Regions from separate parts of the Homo sapiens genome. Here region 2 is linked to region 1. A link is an interaction called in ENCODE POLR2A ChIA-PET data of the cell type or tissue named here. Cell type or tissue: K562. All regions are shown on one strand. Links, peaks and the distances in the headings refer to the core of each region. The heading gives the core; the rest is flanking DNA.

Evidence for each region. ChIA-PET counts read pairs that join two places held together with the same protein. Peaks named below come from ENCODE experiments on the same cell type or tissue, not always from the same donor. Only the 100,000 strongest peaks of a DNase experiment are listed, where the experiment ranks them.
Region 2: POLR2A ChIA-PET joins it to region 1 with 5 read pairs; 13 of 35 experiments call an interaction of 5 or more read pairs at or near these places.

The regions. Positions count from the first base shown.
Region 1 is chr7:23,498,298-23,507,655 of GRCh38, forward strand. TRA2A (transformer 2 alpha homolog) reads right to left here. Exons shown (of 8, transcript NM_013293.5): 5 at 9,123-9,238; 6 at 7,841-7,969; 7 at 7,449-7,516; 8 at 6,483-7,272. The coding sequence ends at 7,262. Among named protein-coding and RNA genes, the nearest start is that of TRA2A, 29 kb to the right of the region's middle. In K562, for the core only: no CTCF peak of the experiment used is centred there; no DNase peak of the experiment used is centred there.
Region 2 is chr7:23,281,942-23,291,299 of GRCh38, forward strand. No RefSeq gene overlaps it. Among named protein-coding and RNA genes, the nearest start is that of MALSU1, 13 kb to the right of the region's middle. In K562, for the core only: no CTCF peak of the experiment used is centred there; a DNase peak (open chromatin) is centred at 3,950.

The DNA.
Region 1 (9,358 bases), core at 4,276-8,275:
ATTAGCTGGGCTTGGTGGCGGGTGCCTGTAGTCCCAGCTACTTGGGAGGCTGAGGCAGAAGAATGGCATGAACCTGGAAGGCAGAGCTTGCAGTGAGCCAAGATCACGCCACTGCACTCCAGCCGGGGCGACTGAGTGAGACTCCGTCTCCAAAAACAAAAACAAACACAAAAAACAAAAACAAAAAAAGTTTTATTAAAAGTTTGATTACAAATATATGTGTATGCCTTTACAAAGGTTTGAAACTTTGCCTACATTCATTGTTGAAGGAAATGCTACATTTCAGCTGGAAGTTTGTGAAAATAATGTATCAATAGCTTTGTTAGTATTTGAAAATAAATCCAGCTGGGCATGGTGGCTCACATCTGTAATCCCAGCAATTTGGGAAGCTGAGGTGGGTGGATCACGAGGTCAAGAGATCGAGACCATCCTGGCCAATTGGTGAAACCCCATCTCTACTAAAAATACGAAAAAAGTAGCTGGGAGTGGTAGCGCGCGCCTGTAGTCCCGAGCTACTCGGAAGGCTGAGGCAGGAGAATCGCTTGAACCCGGAAGGCAGAGGTTGCAATGAGCTGAGATTGCGCCACTGCACTCCAGCCTGGGCCTGGCGACAGAGTGAGACTCCATCTCAAAAAAAGAATATAAATCCATATCCCTTTTAAGTTTTTAAAAAAGAACATTTTCCATTGTGACTTTTTTTTTCTTTTTCTTTTTTTTTTTTTTTTGGGACAGAGTTTCACTCTTGTTACCCAGGCTGGAGTGCAATGGCGTGATCTCAGCTCACTGCAACCTCCACCTCCCGGGTTCAAGCAATTCTCCTGCCTCAGCCTCCCGAGTAGCTGGGATTACAGGCATCAGCCACCATGCCCAGCTAATTCTGTATTTTTAGTAGAGACGGGGTTTCTCCATGTTGGTCAGGCTGGTCTTGAACTCCAGAGCCCGGGCGATCTGCCTGCCTCGGCCTCCCAAAGTGCTGGGATTACAGGCGTGAGCCACCACGCCCAGCCTATTGTGACATGTTTGCACTTGATATTCTTGTGAATGTCAAATAGAATGGTTAACTTATCTGACATTATCAGGGATCCCAGTGTTCCATATCAATGAATTTTCTTTTTTTATTTGGAGACAGAGTCTTGCTGTGTTGCCTAGGCTGGAGTGCAGTGGCATGATCTCGGCTTACTGCAACTTCCGCCTCCCAGGTTCAAGCCATTCTCCTGCCTCAGCCTCCCAAGTAGTTGGGACCACAGGCGCATGCTACCACACCCGGCTAATTTTTTGTATTTTTAGTAGAGACGGGGTTTCATCGTGTTAGCCAGAATGGTCTCGATTTCCTGACCTCGTGATCCGCCTGCCTTGGCCTCTCAAAGAGTTGGGATTACAGGCGTGAGCCACCGCACCCCACCATAAATGAATTTTTAAGGCAACTTAAGCACCAACACTTTAATGATAATTAAACTGCCATTTTTCTTCCCTCATTACACAGATTACTAAAAGTGATTTTTAACCTTTGTTAGGGTTGTCACGATTATTTTCAGCCTAGATCCCTTCTGTCACACTGCCCTTACACTTTAGCTCTTTAAATTACTCCTCTATCCTCATTCATCTATGCAAATATTTACTGGACATCTACTCCATGCCAGGCACCATTCTGTGCAGCAGTCACAAAGCAAGGAAGTTACCTCATTGGTTACTTAATCATTTTACAACTTTCAAATTGCAGAGTACACCAGGAACAGTTATGTAGCAACAAACTACATATATGTGGATTTTTTTTTTTGATATACATACTTGAAACTATACCCATTAAACACTAACTCCCCATTTCCTCTCTCTGTATATACTTTGAATTTTTCCTAATGATTGCAGCCATACTCCGTAACAGTCTAAAACTAGTACCTCAATTACCCATGTATCCATTCTCTCACCTCTGACGGGTGAATAGGATAGTCATTTTAAAATAATTTTGTGTTGTAAATAATTGAGTATATAAGCTTATTTTCCTTTGTATAACTCCATCTTTTTTTTTTTTTTTGAGACAGAGCCTGGCTCCATCACCCAGGCTGGAGTGTAGTGGCACCATCTTGGCTCACTGCAACCTCCACCTCCTGGGTTCAAGCAATTCTCCTGTCTCAGCCTCCCAAGTAGCTGGGACTACAGGCGCCTGCCACCATGCCTGGCTAATTTTTGTATTTTTAGTAGAGACGGGATTTCACCTTGTTGGTCAGGTTGGTCTCGAACTCCTGACCCCAGGTCCACCAGCCTCGGCCTCCCAAAGTGCTGGGATTACAGACATGAGCCACTGCGCCTGGTAACTCCCATCTTTTTTTAAAAAATAAAAAAAGGCCTCCCCCACATTTATTTATTTATTTCAGATAGAGTCTTGCTCTATTGCCCAGGCTAGAATGCAGTGGCATGATCTCAGCTCACTGCAACCTCTGCCTCCTGAGTTCAGGTGATTCTCCTGCCTCAGCCTCCTGAGTAGTTGGGATCACAGGCATCCCCAACCATGACCAGCTAATTTTTGTATTTTTAGTAGAGACGGGGTCTCGCCATGTTGGCCAGGCTGGTCTTGAACTCCTGACCTCAGGTGATCTGCCAACCTTGACATCCCAAAGCGCTGGGATTACAGGCATGAGCCACTGTGCCCAGCCTTGTTTTCTATATTCATTACTCCTATGGATGTTACACTTCTTTTTTTTTTTTTCCAATTATTGAGCAGCTTCCCTAGCCAGAGTATGCTCAAAGACTCCTCCCCTGATCTTTTAATGTCAATAAGTATCTGAATTGTTTCATAGAATAAAAATATGCACTAGTTTTGACCATTTGATTCATTTAATTTTAACTTAATTGGGAGGGAAAAAGAAAATTCATACTAAAAACCCAAAGCATTAAGTGTGACATCAGGGATAGGAATACATTAAAATGCTGGGCTTTTAATTGCCACAGCAAAGCAATATGTATTTGTGTGTAATAGTTCAAGTTGCTGTGCAATTCAAACTGTTCTCGGTGGCTCATGCCTGTAATCCCAGCACTTTGGGGGGCCAAGGTGGGTGGATCACCTGAGGTCAGAAGTTCGAGACCAGTCTGGCCAACATGGTGAAACCCCATCTCTACTAAAAACACAAAAATTAGCTGGGTGTGGTGGCACATGCCTGTGATTCCAGCTACGGGAGGCTGAGGCAGGAGAATCACTTGAACCCGGGAGATGAAAGTCGCAGTGAGCCAAGATCGTGCCACTGCACTCCAGCCTGGGCAACCCATAGCGCAAGACTCCGTCTCAAAAAAGAAAAAAAAAGTTCTAACATTGATAAGCAATGACAGCCTAAACAAGCAAGGGCCAGGCTTGGTGGCACACAGATCTACTCTTGAGGGCAAAGCAATAGGGTTGCTTGAGTGCAGGAGTCCTATGATCATGTGAGTAGACACTGAACTCCAGCATAGGCAACATAGTGCCCAGCATAAAACTGTTTTATTGGTTTTATGAATGTTCATCTTACCTCCTCTCTCCACAGATTACCACTCCACAGGGTAACTACTATGAGGAGATTGGTGTATATTCTTTTTTTTTTTGAGACGGAGTCCCCGTCTGTTGTGCAGGCTGAAGTGCAGTGGTGCCATCTTGGCTCACCGCAACCTCCGCCTCCTGGGTTCAAGTGATTCTCCTGCCTCACCCTTCTGAGTAGCTGGGATTACAGGTGCCCACCACCATGCCTAATTTTTTTTTTTTTTTTTTTTTTTTTAGTAGGGATGGGGTTTCACCATGTTGGTCAGGCTGGTCTCAAAATCCTGACCTCAGGTGGATCCACCTGCCTTCGGCCTCCCAAAAGTGCTGAGATTACAGGCGTGAGCCACCACGCCCAGGCTGGTGTATATTCTTTTTTTTTTTTTTCTTGAGACTGAGTCTTGCTCTGTCACCCAGGCTGGAGTGCAGTGGCGTGATCTCGGCTCACTGCAAGCTCCGCCTCCCGGGTTCATGCCATTCTCCTGCCTCAGCCTCCCGAGTAGCTGGGACTACAGGCACCCGCCACCACGCCCAGCTAATTTTTTGTATTTTTTAGTAGAGACGGGGTTTCACCATGTTAGCCAGGATGGTCTCGATCTTCTGACCTCGTGATCCACCTGCCTCAGCCTCCCAAAGTGCTGGGATTATAGGCGTGAGCCCGGCCCCTGGTGTATATTCTTATAGATCTTATTCTATGCACAAGATTATAATTTAAAAGCCAAATACTCTGCTGGACGTGGTGGCTCACACCTGTAATCCCAACACTTTTCGAGGCTGAGGGAGGTCAATTTGTTTGAGCCCAGGAGTTTGAGACCAGCCAGGGCAACATGGCAAAGCCTCTTCTCTACAAAAAAGTACAAAAATTAGCCAGGCATGAAGGCGTGCGCCTGTAGTCCCAGCTACTTGAGAGGCTGAAGTGGGAGAATTGCTTGAGTCTGGCAGTCGAGGCTGCAGTGAGCTGTGATCCCACCACTGCACTCCAGCCTGGGTGACAGAGTGAGACCCTGTCTCAACACAAAAACACCAGAACGTTTCACACAAGTGTTTCTGGGAAGACAGACTGCAGGTTTTTCAGATTTTTTTTTTAGGGCTCCAGGACCTAAATAAGATTAAGTGGGAACCACCGTTGTAAGAAGTTAGAGAACCAACAGCAGCAGTTTTTCTTACCCGCCAGTTGAAAACACTTATATCTTTGAGATGGAGTTTTGCTCTTGTTGCCCAGGCTGGAGTGCAATGGCATCATCTCAGCTCATTGCAACCTATGCTTCCCAGGCTTAAGAGATTCTCCTGCCTCAGCCTCCCAAGTAGCTGGAATTAAAGGTGTCCACCACCATGCCCAGCTAATTTTTTTTGTATTTTTATTAGAGATGGGGTTTCACCATGTTGGCAAGGCTGGTCTTGAACTCCTGACCTCAGGTGATCCACTCACCTCAGCCTCCCAGAGTGCTGGGATTACAGGTGTGAGCCACAGTGCCCGGCCACATTTAGATCTTAATAGTAAACAGAAAAAGTGGAGGTCCAGAAATATCTAAGCTTTTATTTCTATTTTGAGTAGTTATGCTCAAAATAACTTTCTGTCTCAGCATCCCTAGTTGTGACTACAGGTGCACACTACTGAGCTCAGCTCCCTAGTCACAAAATATACTTAAAAAGGACAGGACTTTCAAACAGTAAATTTTTTTTTTTTTTTTGAGATGGAGTCTTGCTTTGTTGCCCAGGCTGGAGTACAGTGGTGCTCTCTGCAACCTCTGCCTCCCAGGTTCAAGTGATTCTCCTGCCTCAGCCTCCTGAGTAGGTGGGACTACTGGAACCCACCACCATGCCTGGCTAATTATTTTGTATTTTTAGTAGAGACGGGGTTTCACCGTGTTAGCCAGGATGGTCTCAATCTCCTGACCTCGTGATCCGCCCGCCTCAGCCTCCCAAAGTGCTGGGATTACAGGTGTGAGAGCCACTACGCCCAGCTGCCCAACACCTTTTTTTAAAGGTCACTTGAAACACCCTCTTCTTCTTTTACATTACAGTTATTTAAGTGTGTTTCCTACTGGAATATATTTAGACTTCTTAAGATATTATCTACCTATAGGCCGGTCGCAGTGGCTCACGCCTGTAATCCCAGCAATTTGGGAGGCTGAGGCGGGCATATCACGAGGTCAGGAGATCGAGACCATCCTGGCTAACATGGTGAAAACCCTCTACTAAAAATACAAAAAATTACCCGGGCGTGGTGGTGGGTGCCTGTAGTCCCAGCTACTTGGGAGGCTGAGGCAGGAGAATGGCGTCAACCAGAGAGGTGGAGCTTGCAGTGAACTGAGATCACGCCACTGCACTCCAGCCTGGGCAACAGAGCGAGACTCTGTCTCCAAAAAAAAAAAAAAAAAAAAAAAGTAGGCCGGGTGCAGTGGCTCACGTCTGTAATCCCAGCACTCTGGGAGGCCAAGGCATGTGGATCACAAGGTCAGGAGATCGAGACCATCCTGGCTAACACCGTGAAACCCCGTCTCTACTAAATACACAAAAAATTAGCCGGGCGTGGTGGTGGGCGCCTGTAGTCCCAGCTACTCGGGAAGCTGAGGCAGGAGAATGGCGTGAACCCGGGAGGCGGAGCTTGCAGTGAGCCGAGATCGCGCCACTGCACTCCAGCCTGGGTGACAGAGCAAGACTCCGTCTCAAAAAAAAAAAGGTATTAGCTACCTATCTTTCCTTCAGCATGGTGCTGGTACTGAATATTCTCAATATTTACAATTCGGTCTCCCCCAAAAGAGAAGAAAAACAAGGGTTTTAAAAGAACCAAAGAAAAGACAAGGAATAACATTCTAGTGTAAGAAAAAATATTTTTAAAAATGAGAAATATTGGGAAGTTAAAACTCAGGATGGGTAAACTTTCATATAAATACACACTGGGGGGATGTGAGGGAAAAGGAAGGACCAGTTCCTCAATCATATTTCTCCATGGTACCACAATAAAGAGACAATCCCATTTTCAAAGAAATTAGCTTTTATTTGAGACTACTTTTCCCCACATGTATCTTTTAAGAATTCTATGCTATGTGATAACCTGCTTATCCACTGTCCCAATACCAAAATTTCTAACAGCGAATTATACAACTGCTCTAGGTAATAAATAAGGGTTGTCCTTCACTGATTAAGGGAATAAACTTCAATAAACTTAACAACAACAAAAAAAATCACACTTTAGTTTTTAAGTTTTAACAGATGTATTTCAAATACAGCATGTTTTACAGGAGTTCACAAGCTTTTCATCTCTAAAAAAAAACTTTCAACTACCTGACTGTTCCATTCCACCCCAGACAAACCTGACATGACTGAACTACTTCATGTGTTACTTTCCCAAAAATAAAGTTAAAAAAAAAAAGGAACTCATGATAAATGCAGATCTCTAATACAGTATCTAACACAAAAGAAGCTTTAAAAAGACAGTTTCTTTCCTTATTTGATTAGCTAGAAGTTTATCTAGGTAAAAGCAAAAAAAAAAATTTACAAAGCATAACATAACATTGGGGTTCTTTTTATACTCAAGATGTTTAACTGTTCAAAATGACAACAATTACATCTTTTAAGAGTATAATAAAATGGGTGGAAAACAGCAACACAACTGACAAAAGTGTAGATGCTAAATAAACCAAAGTTTTTTTCTTAAGGAGTAGGAAGAATCCACAGCTTGGGGAAATCTCAGAATTAAAAAAAAAAAAAAAAAAAAGAGGAAAAAAAATGTCCTTAATTGCAACCATTCCGTTATCAATAGCGTCCTAAAAGAGAAAAAGCAAAAAAAAAAAAAAAAAAAAAAAGTTAACAATTATAGTTTAATTTGCCTCATATTTTTCCAACTATTAACTGCCACCTTCCACCTTATACTCTAATATTCTAAAGTAAGCCATTAATTAGAAATGAGGTTTTTTATGCTACAAAAGTAAAGTTCACATACTTGGGCTGTAGGAACGAGATCTTGATCGTGATCTATATCGACTATAATAAGGAGAAGGTGATCGTCTTCTGTAAGAAATGAAAGATTACTTAGCATACTATATAATCACTCCACTGAGGCAGATGAAAATAAAAATTCCTCATCATTCAAAATAATAATGTACCTAAGGTGATAACTACTTAATATTAAGTTCTCTTTCTGCCAATGAGACCAGAAAAGTATATAGCACAACAAAATACTGACATATACAGACTGCTAACTTCTGCTCCCAAAGGCGTCATATATGATCTATTTTAAAAATCAAGTTTTTATTCATATGTATCCAACATAAAAGTGCCAAGTAACACTACTATCATCTAATTTAGAACAGAAAGCTCAAGTTAAAACATTACCTGTATCGGTAATCATAGTCTTCATATCTGTCATACCCACGATCATATCCTCTATCATAGTAAGAATCTCGACGTCTGCCACCACCTCCACCTCCACCGCCGCCGCCTCCTCCACCACCCCCACCACTACTGCAGAAAAATGTAAAAATTCTCCATTAGTGTGAATGACTATTTTCCAGGACACTTTAATACAAATTGAATGGCTTAAAAAAGAGAAAAGTGAGGAAGAACATCCCTTTCATGAGAAATTGCCTCCGTATCTCATTTTACTGACTCCCATGGTATTCTGGTTTGCCTTATTCCCTACATACATAATCAAGAAGGGCTTCACAAAACTCTCAAAACTATTAACTGCTTTTCTACTAATGCACTGCCCAAATTAAAATCTTTTCAACAAATTGAAACGATGAAGCACTGTGTTGAGCAGCAGTATAAAAATGCTAAGATGCATTCCTACTGCTAAATGAGACTGGTAAATAAATAAATAAATGAATAAAAGGTGTATCCCTGTGACTAAAAGGCAATAAACACCAAGAATTTTTAAGTAACTCTGGACACCAAAGAGAATACCAAGGAATGACTATATTCCTTCTTTTATTCCCAAGAAATACCTCTGTGAATACTGCCTTTGGTTGTATATTTTATTTTTATTTTTTGAGACGGAGTCTTGCTCTGTCGCCCAGGCTGGAGTGCAGTGGTGCGATCTCGGCTCACTGCAAGCCCTGCCTCCGGGGTTCATGCCATTCTCCTGCCTCAGCCTCCTGAGTAGCTGGGACTACAGGTGCCTGCCACCATGCCCAGCCAATTTTTTGTATTTTTAGTAGAGACGGGGTTTCACCGTGGTCCCGATCTCGTGATCTCGTGATCCACCCGCCTCGGCCTCCCAAAGTGCTGGGATTACAGGTGTAAGCCACTGCGCCCGGCAAATGAACATCGTGAGCCAGCCAGGAGGGTTGTATATTTAAAAACATTATCAAAACCCCTACTTATGTTTTTTTTCTTTTTTGAGAAAGAGTCTCACTCTGTTGCCCAGGCTCACTGCAACCTCTGCCTCCCAAGTTCAAGTGATTCCTGTGCCTCAGCTCCCGAGCAGCTGGGATTACAGGCATGTGCCACCACACCTGGCTGATTTTTTATTTTTTTTTAGTAGAAGCAGGGTTTTGCCATGTTGCCCCTTGCCAGAATCAATTCTAATTATAGGAAAAAAGTTTCTGAGTAATCAAAATTTTGCACATATTTCTGGTGGATTTCATAGTTTAGCTTAGGAAACTTGAACTCTTACTGAGTTGGTCTGCCCATGTAGATGCCTGGTGTTGGTGTGTGCGCTCTCTTGGTTATAGAATAATCCACCCGAATTCTTCTACCATCCAGCTCCATTCCATTTGCCCTTTCCATAGCCTATAAAGAACAGGCACAAAAAGTCACGTATAATTCACCAGTCTTGAAGTAATCATTACTTAAAATTAAGCACAAAGTATATGTAATCCAAATAAACTCCTGATTTTGAAAATGACAGCA
Region 2 (9,358 bases), core at 2,428-6,427, 220 kb before region 1:
ATATGTGTGTTTGTGTCTTAGTTTTTAATAAAAAGTTTATTAAGGTCTCTTGGCATTGTGTTTTGTTTTTGTTTTTGAAATGGAGTCTCTGTTGCCCAGGCTGGAGTGCAGTGGCATGATCTTGGCTCACTGCAAGCTCCACTTCCCAAGTTCAAGTGATTCTCCTGCCTCAGCCTCCCAAGTAGCTGGGACTACAGGCACGGGCACCACACTCAGCTAATCTTTGTATTTTTAGTAGGGATGAGGTTTTGCCATGTTGGCCAGGCTGGTCTCGAACTCCTGGCCTAAAGTGATCTGCCCACCACGGCCTCCCAAAGTGCTGGGATTATAAGCGTGAGCACTGCGCCCAGCCACTTGATGTTGATTTTAAAAAGTTTAAAAAGAAAAAAAATAAAAATATTTAAATAGAAAAAAGCTTATAGAATAAGAATAGAATTTTATAATATTGTAATATTATTTTACAATACTTACAATATCGTAATAATTGTATTATTACAAAAGAGTCAAAAAGGGCCAGTTGTGGTGGCTCATGCCTATAATCCCAGCATTTTGGGAGGCTGAGACAGGCAGATTGTTTGAGCCCAGGAATTTGAGACAAACCTGGGCAACATGGTGAGACCACATCTGTACAAAAAATACAAAAATTAGCCAGGCATGGTGACACGTGCCTGTAGTCCCAGCTACTCAGGAGGTTGAGGTGGGAGGATTGATTAAGCCAAGGATGGAGAGGCTGCGTTGAGCTGTGATCACACCACTGCACTCCAACCTGGACAACAGAGTGAGACTCTGTCTCAAAAAAAAGAAAAAAAAAACTGTTAAGAACTGTTCTTTGGGAGGCCGAGGCAGGTGGATCACAAGGTCAGGATTTCCAGACCAGCCTGGCCACGATGGTGAAACCCCATCTCTACTAAAAATACAAAAATGAGCCAGGTGTGGTGGTGGGCACCTGTAATCCCAGCTATTCGGAGGCCGAGGCAGAGAATTGATTGAACTCGGCAGGCAGAGGTTGCAGGGGGCCAGGCTCATGCCTGTAATCCCAGCACTCTGGGAGGCCAAGGCAGGTGGATCACCTGAGGTCAGGAGTTTGAAACAAGCCTGACCAACATGGTGAAATCCCGTCTCTACTAAAAATGCAAAAATTAGCTGGGTGTGGTTGTGGACACCTGTAATCCCAGCTACTCAGGAGGCTGAGACAGGAGAATCACTTGAACCCGGGAGGCGGAGTTTGCGGTGAGCTGAGATCATGCCACTGCACTCCAGCCTGGGTAATAGAGCAGGACTCTGTCTCAAAAAAAAAAAAAAAAAAGAACTGTTAGGGAAATGGAAACTACCATACAATGAGACATCATTTCACACCCACCAGATTGCCAAAGATGAAAAAATATCTGACAAAATCAAGTGTTGAAAGAAAGTGCAACTTTGCTGTTGGGATTTTAAATTGAAACAATGGCTCTGGAAAACAATCTGGCATCATCTGGTGAAACTGAAGATGCACATGCCTAGGATCCAGCAATCTCACTCCTAGGTAGGTAACGCCCCAGAGAAACCCTTGCAACATGTGTTCCAGGGGACACACATAAGAATACTCAGAGCAGTAGGAGGAATAACCCAAATGTCCATCAACAGCAGAATGGGTAAATCGGTTGTGATATGCAATGGAATGTGTTTTGTTTTGTTTTGTTTTGTTTTGAGACAGAGTCTCGCTCTGTCACCCAGACTAGAGTGCAGTGGTGCCATCTCAGCTCACTGCAAACTCCACCTGCCGGGTTCAAGTGATTCTCCTGCCTCAGCCTCCCAAGTAGCTGAAATTACAGGCATGCACCACCACGCCTGGCTAATTTTTGTATTTTTAGTAGAGATGGGGTTTTACCATGTTGGCCAGGCTGGTCTCGAACTCCTGACCTCAAATAATCTGCCTGCCTCAGCTCCCAAAGTGCTGGGATTACAGGCACCCAGGTGATATGCAATGGACTATGAAGCCATATTCTAGTAAAAACGAATGAGATGATAGCTATAAGCACCAAGAGAGAAGACACCAACATAATGTAGACAGAAAAAAGCAAGTTGCAAAAGAATGCATACAACATGATACCATTTATATAAAGTTTTCAAACTCCAGGCTGGAGTGCAGTGGTATGATCTTGACTCACTGCAATCTCTGCCTCCCGGGTTCAAGTGATTCTCATGCCTCAGCCTCCAGAGCAGCTGGGATTACAGGTGCCCGTCACGACACCCAGCTAATTTTTGTATTTTTAGTAGAGATGGAGTTTCACCACGTTGATCAGGCTGGTCTTGAACTCCTGACCTCAAGTGATCCACCCACCTTGGCCTCCCAAACTGCTGGGATTACAGGCATGAGACACCACGCCTGGCCTCTGTAACATTTTATTTCTAAAGGATAAAATAATTAACATAAAATAAAAATTCGCTGGGCTGAATTTTTAATACTTTTTTAAAAGAACAAGTTAATGACTATCTTTTCATTCCTTGTGAGTCTGAACAACCTAATATGAATAAAATGTAAAGAATTCCATTCAAGGCCGAGCACAGTGGCTCATGCCCATAATCCCTGCACTTTGGGCAGCCTAGGTGGGTGGATCACCTGAGGTCAGGAGTTTGAGACCAACCTAGCCAACATAGTGAAACCCCATCTCCACTAAAAATACAAAAATTAGCCTGGTGTGGTGGCACACGCCTGTAGTCCCAGCTACTCGGGAGGCTGAGGCAGGAGAATCGCTTGAATCCAGGAGGCAGAGGTTGCAGTGAGCCGAGATCCCATGACAAAGCGAGACTCTTTCTCAAAAAAAAAAAAACAAAAGAAAGAAAAAAAACAGTTCCATTCAAGACTGTCTAGAGCTTCTTGGCCTTTTCCTGTAAAATCTACCTTCCAAGTTAATGATGTTATTTCTGGTTGGTGACTGTTGGTGGCTGACTCAGAAAATTTACTTGGCCTCATCTCTAAAATGAGAAGACTGGACTTCTGCAACCCTGAAAGCTCCTAACAAGAGGTAGCCGAGAACATTTCGCACTCATGGGGTCCTTGGAGGGCTACAGCAGCAAGCTTTGCTTTGGTAACAGAAGGCTGCTTCAGCAGGTGAGCTGTGTTTCAAAGCTCCCAGCTGCTGCCTTCCTTCATTTTAATGCTGTATGAAAATAGCTGCTAACCCATTGGTCCTGGGCCCCATAGATATCAAACATGTCCTGAGGGGACACTTGGCTCAAAAGCCAGTGACATTTTGATTCCACTCCCAGCCTGAGTCTTCCCTAAGCAACTCATAAGGTTATTGAGGAGAAAAATGCAAATATGTTCACCAATACCATTTCATCCCCTGAGGACTGGGTTAAAAATGCTCTTAAATCAAACTTGTCCAATCTGTGGCCCACGGGCCACACATGACCCAGGACAGCTTTGAATGCACCCCAACACAAATTTGTAAACTTTCTTAAAACATTGGACTTTTTTTGCGATTTTTTTTTTAAAACTTATCAGCCATCATTACTGTTAGTGTATTTTATGTGTGGCCCAAGACAATTCTTTTTCGAATGTGGCCCAGAAAAGTCAAAAGATTGGACACCCCTGTCTTAAATGATGGACTCTTATGATACCTTTAGGTAATAAGTCCTTGTATGTTGTGTTTTTCTTAACAAACAAAATCTCTTTTCTCGACAACATTCTTCCATAAGGCTATCAATCCAGATCTGGATTATACAGTAATGAGGCAGAACAGGGAATTAGGGTAACCAAGGGTTAAGGTAGAAGCAAAAGACCAGCAGGTGCAGCCAGTTCTAGGCAAGATTAGGCAGCAGACAGGCAGCAGACCGGCCACATCCTCACTCCTGTGATGAGACAGAAGTTTCCACTTTGGCCTCTGATTAAGCGCGGACGAATCTCTACTTTAGCCTCTGATTGGTCACGGGCCAATCCTTCATAGAGTGTAACCAATTGGAGCCCTCTAATGGGCACGTAGGGGTGTTACCAAATACTTTTAGCTTAATAAAAACCCTTGAAGACCATCATAACGGGAAGTCTTCGGCCGCTTGCTCTAACCTGCTTCCGTTCTGTGAGTTGTACTTTTGTTCTAATAAGTCTGTGATTTCCTGACTTCGTTGTTTTGTTTATCTTTTGTTGCTTCTTGTGTTTTGTTCAACTCTGTCCAAGACACCAAGAACTTGGACCATTCACAGTCAAGACCTTCCATCCAGTAAAAGTAACGTCCTCTAAATGGTTTTCCCAACTCCCTCTCTCTCCACCCCTCTCCTTCCCCTCTCTCTCTCCCTTCCTTCCCCCTCTCTCCCTTCCTTCCCCCCTCTCCCCCCTCCTTCCCCCTCTCTCCCCCTTCCTTCCCCCTCTCTTCCCCTTCCTCCCCCCTCTCTTCCCCCTCCTTCCCCCTCTCCTCCCTCCTTCCCCCTCTCCCCCCTCCTTCCACTCTCTCCTCCCTCCTTCCCCTTTCCACTACCCTCTCCTCGCTTCCTCCTTCCCCTCTCCACTCCACTCTCCAACACCCCCCCTCCCCCGTCTCCTGCTCATTGCTTTCAAGGCTATCTTTTTGTTGTTGTTTTTGGAGAGAGAGTCTCACTCTATCGCCCAGACTGGAGTGCAGTGGCGTGATCTTGGTTCACTGCAACCTCTGCCTCCTGGGTTCAAGTGATTCTTCTGCCTCAGCCTCTGAAGTAGCTGGGACTACAGGCACGCGCCACCACACCTGGCTAATTTTTATTTTTAAAATTTATTTATTTTTAGTAGAGATGGGGTTTTGCCATGTTGTCCAGGCTACTCTCGAACTCTTGAGCTCAGGCAATCTGCCCACCTTAGCTTCCTGAAGTGCTAGGATTATAGGCATGAGCCACCGTGCCCGGCCTCAAGGCCATCTTTTTTATTTTTCTTATTTTTATTTTTGAGACAGAGTCTCTCTCTGTTGCCCAGCCTGGGGTGCAATGGCGCGATCTCAGCTCACCGCAACCTCCGCCTCCCGGGTTCAAGTGATTCTCCTGTCTCAGCTCCCCGGGTAGCTGGAATTACAGGCGCACGCTACCACGCCCGGCTACTTTTTGTATTTTTTTTTAGTAGAGACGGGGTTTCACCATGTTAGCCAGGCTGCTTTTGAACCCCTGACATAAGGTGATATGCCCGCCTCGGACTCCCAAAGTGTTGGGATTACAGGCATGAAGCTGCCGCGCCCTGCCAAGGCCATCTTTTAAAAGGTAACTTTGGAGGCTGGGCACGGTGGCTCACGCCTGTAATCCCAGCACTTTGGAAGACCGAGGCGGGCAGATCACGAGGTCAAATGTTCAAGGCCATCCTGGCCAACATGGTGAAACCCCATCTCTACTAAAAATACAAAAATTAGCTGGGCATGGTGGCGCACACCTGTAATCCCAACTACTCCAGAGGCTGAGGCAGGAGAATCGCTTGAACCCGGCAGGCAGAGGTTGCAGTGAACCGAGATCACGCCACTGCACTCCAGTCTGGCTGATAGAGCTGTCTCAAAAAAAGAAGAAAAAAAGGGTAGCTTTGGAATTGTCGAGCCACTATTAAGAAGCCTTCAGTGGTCCCCCATCACCTACAGGGAAAATCCAAACTCTTCGGTGTGGCCTCCATGGCTGGCTGTAGTGGCGGTTGGGAAGTGCGACCTCTGTAAATACCAAGTGCCTTCGTTCATATGAGGATTTAAGTTTTGCCCTAAATCCTTCCTTACCTTGTAATGCGCCTAGAGCAAGAGGAGACAGGTGTTGCAACAAAGGCCCGGGGCCCTGTGCTGGGGATCATGCCCTGTATATGATGCACCTTGCTGTGTGTGGCAAGGCTGAAAAGGGCCTATAGTCCCTCTTCATCTGTGCCACCCTCCCTCTCCACCCTCAAGCCCCACCACTTCCTGTCTGAACCCTGTCATCTGGCCATTTGGTTGATTCACTCTGTCTTGCACCACACATGTCCCCTTCCTGCCTCCAGTCTCGGGGCTCTCTCTGTTCTCTCCATGCTCCTCCTTTCCCGCCCGGCACAAAGTGCTTTCTCCTGTTTTCAACAAAATGCCTATTGAGTACCTGCTTTGTGCTGGAATCTCTAATCTTTTTGCACACAATTGGAACAGGTTTTTTTTTTCTTAATTTAGGTGGATCCCAGTGACTATGGCTGCATAACAAACACCCCCAACTTAGTGGTATAAACAACTGCTTTATTATGCTCACAGGTTCTGTGGGTGGAGGATTTGGACAGGGCACAACAGGGATGGCCCATTTCTCCTCTACAATGTCTGAGGCCTCAGCTGAGAAAACTCAAAGCTGGGGGCTAGAATTATCCAGAAGCTTCTTCACTCATGTGTCTGGGACCTGAACTGGGATGAATCAAAGGCTGGGCCCAGCTGGGACTATTGACCACAGCATGCATGTGGCCTCTCGTACTTCTCACTTGATGTGTTCTGAGAGTGTCCCCAGAGGGATGACTAGAGAGATCTAAGTGGGGCTGGGCATGGTGGCTCACGCCTGTAATCCCAACACTTTGGGAGGCCAAGGTGGGTGGATCACTTGAGCCCAGGAGTTCGAGACCAGCCTGGGCAACATGATGAAACCCCATCTCTACAAAAAACTTAAACTAGTCAGGCGTGGTGGTGCAGACCTGTGGTGCCAGCTCCCAGGGAGGCTGAAGTGGGAGGATGGCATGAGCCTGGGAGGTTGAGGCTGCTGCTGCACAGCCTTTCCAAATCTAGCCTTGGATGCCATGTAGTGTCACTTAAGCCATGTTTTATTGGTGGGAACACTCCTGAGTCCATTCAGGTGTAAGGAGAGGAGACATAGACCCCACCCCTCAATGGGCAAAAGTGTCAAAGAATTAGGAGTTATGCTTTTAAATGGCCACAAGGCATCATTCTACTGTGGGATACACTGTTATTTAAATCCCTTATTTTTCTACTTCAAACGTTTGTGTCTTCTTCTACATGGTAAGCCCAGTGAAGCCAAAGCCTGGGTATTCCTGGAGTACCTACCTGGTCAGTCCCTTTCTGGTACAGAAAACCCTTCGAAGCCATCTAATTCAATTCCATCATTAAATGGTGGCTCCAAGGCAACTTGCTGATTGACTGCTATTTACAGGCCATAAATACAAACTTTATTTTTTATTTATTTATTTTTTTGGAGATGGAGTCTCTGTTGCCCAGGCTGGAGTGCCATGTTGCGATCTTGACTCACCCAGGTTCAAGTGATTCTCCTGCCTCAGCCTCTTGAGTAGTTGGGACTACAGGTGTCTGCCACCATGCCCGGCTAATTTTTGTATTTTTAGTAGAGACAGGGTTTCACCATGTTGGCCAGGCTGGTCTCGAACTCCTGACCTCAGGTGATCCACCTGCCTTGGCCTCCCGAAGTGCTGGGATTACAGGCGTTAGCCACTGTGCCTGGCCAAACTTTAGATCTTTAACTAAGATTTTCTTACCTGATTTACTGGTGCAAGTAGAATAGCTGTTCCAGTTAAAACTCCTGACACCCAAACCCGTTGCAGCTTCTGCAGAAGCAGATCTTGTAATCAAGTAGGTAGGGAACCTCGGACAAGCATGGCTCAAGAGCCCCACACTGGGCTGGGCGTGGAGGCTCATGCCTGTAATCCTGGCACTTTGGGAGGCCGAGGCGGGCAGATCACGAGGCCAGGAGTTCGAGACCAGCTTGACCAACATGGTGAAACCCCCTCTCTACTAAAAAAAAAAAAAAAAAAAATACAAAATTAGCTCAGCCTCGTGGCACGCGCCTGTGATCCCAGCTACTAATGAGGCTGAGGCAGGAGAATGGTGTAAACCCGGGAGGCGGAGGTTGCAGTGAGCCAAGATCGTGCCACTGCACTCCAGCCTGGGCGACAGAGGGAGACCCTGTCTCAAAAAAAAAGCCTCACACTTAAACCCTGTTGCTACTGGAGGATCTGCCTTTGATGTGGTAACCTAACAGAGAAGAGCAGAACCAGTGTGAAAACGAAGGCAAAACAATGCAGAGTTCAAGTCACATTTGTGTTCTAGCAAGGCAAAACCCTCTGCATTGGCTTTTTTTTTTTTTTTTTTGAGACGGAGTCTCGCTTTTTTGCCCAGGCCAGACTGCAGTGGCGCGATCTCGGCTCACTGCAAGCTCCATGCCAATTTCCTGCCTCAGCCTCCCGAGTAGCTGGGACTACAGGCGCCCGCCACCACGCCTGGCTAATTTTTTGTATTTTTGGTAGAGACGGGGTTTCACCGTGTTAGCCAGGATGGTCTTGATCTCCTGACCTCCTGATCCGCCCGCCTCGGCCTCCCAAAGTGCTGGGATTACAGGCCTGAGCCACGGCGCCCGGCCTGCACTGGCTTTTTAGTCAGCTGAAAACGTATTTTCTGGAATGTTTTCCCACCGTCATTACCTGTACAGCCTAGAGCCTGAACACTTCTGGGAACACAAATTCTAGACAGAGAAAACTTGAGGGAGTTGTTCTTGAAAGAAAACACTGGCTTAGAATTCTTCTCAATTGAGGATTTTAAAAAACAGGATGACCTTGAATTGAACTTCTTAGAATCAGTGCAGGCCACTCTGATTCGCTCCAAACTTGGAGGTCTCATTCACAGCAGTCTCTTGGTGGGGCACATTGCAAAAATGTTGTAACAGCGGTTGTTGCTATAACATCCCCCCAGAGACTGTTAGGGTCTTAATTAGATCGTAACATATTATTTCCAAACTCTAAATAGAGAACAAATAGCTTTCCTCCACATCCTCGCCCACTTTCATCTTTTTGATATTAGCCATTCTAACAGGATGAGGGGCCGTCCCATTGTGTGGTTGTGTTTCTTTTTCTTAATTGACATAGTGTTCTGTCATTTTTCCTCCCGATTGTTACTGTAGTTCCAATTTGCGTTTCCCTAATGGTTAGTGATGCTGAACGGTTTTGCATGAACCTGTTGGCCATTTTTATGTCCTTTGCCCATTTTAAAAATCAGGTTTTCTTGCTATTGAGTTGCATGAGTTCCTTAAAGGGTTAATATACAAAACGTTTACCAGATGTGTGGTTTGCAAATATTTTTCCTACTCTGTGGAGTATCTTTTCACTTTGTTAATTATTTTGCTGTACAAAAGCTTTTTAGTTTTACGCAACCCCATTTGCCTATTTTTGCTTTTGTTGTTTGAGCATTCAAGGTCATAGCCAAAAAAGAAGAAGAAAAAAAAATCCTTGACTAGATCAGTGTTGTAGAGCAAGCTTATCCAACTTGTGGCCCACAGGTCATATGCGGCCCAGGATGGCTTTGAATGACGCTCAACACAAATACGTAAACATTCTTAAAACATTACGAGATTTTTTAGGCCAGGCATGGTGGCTCATGTACTTGGGGAGGCCGAGGTAGGCAGATCACCTGAGGTCAGG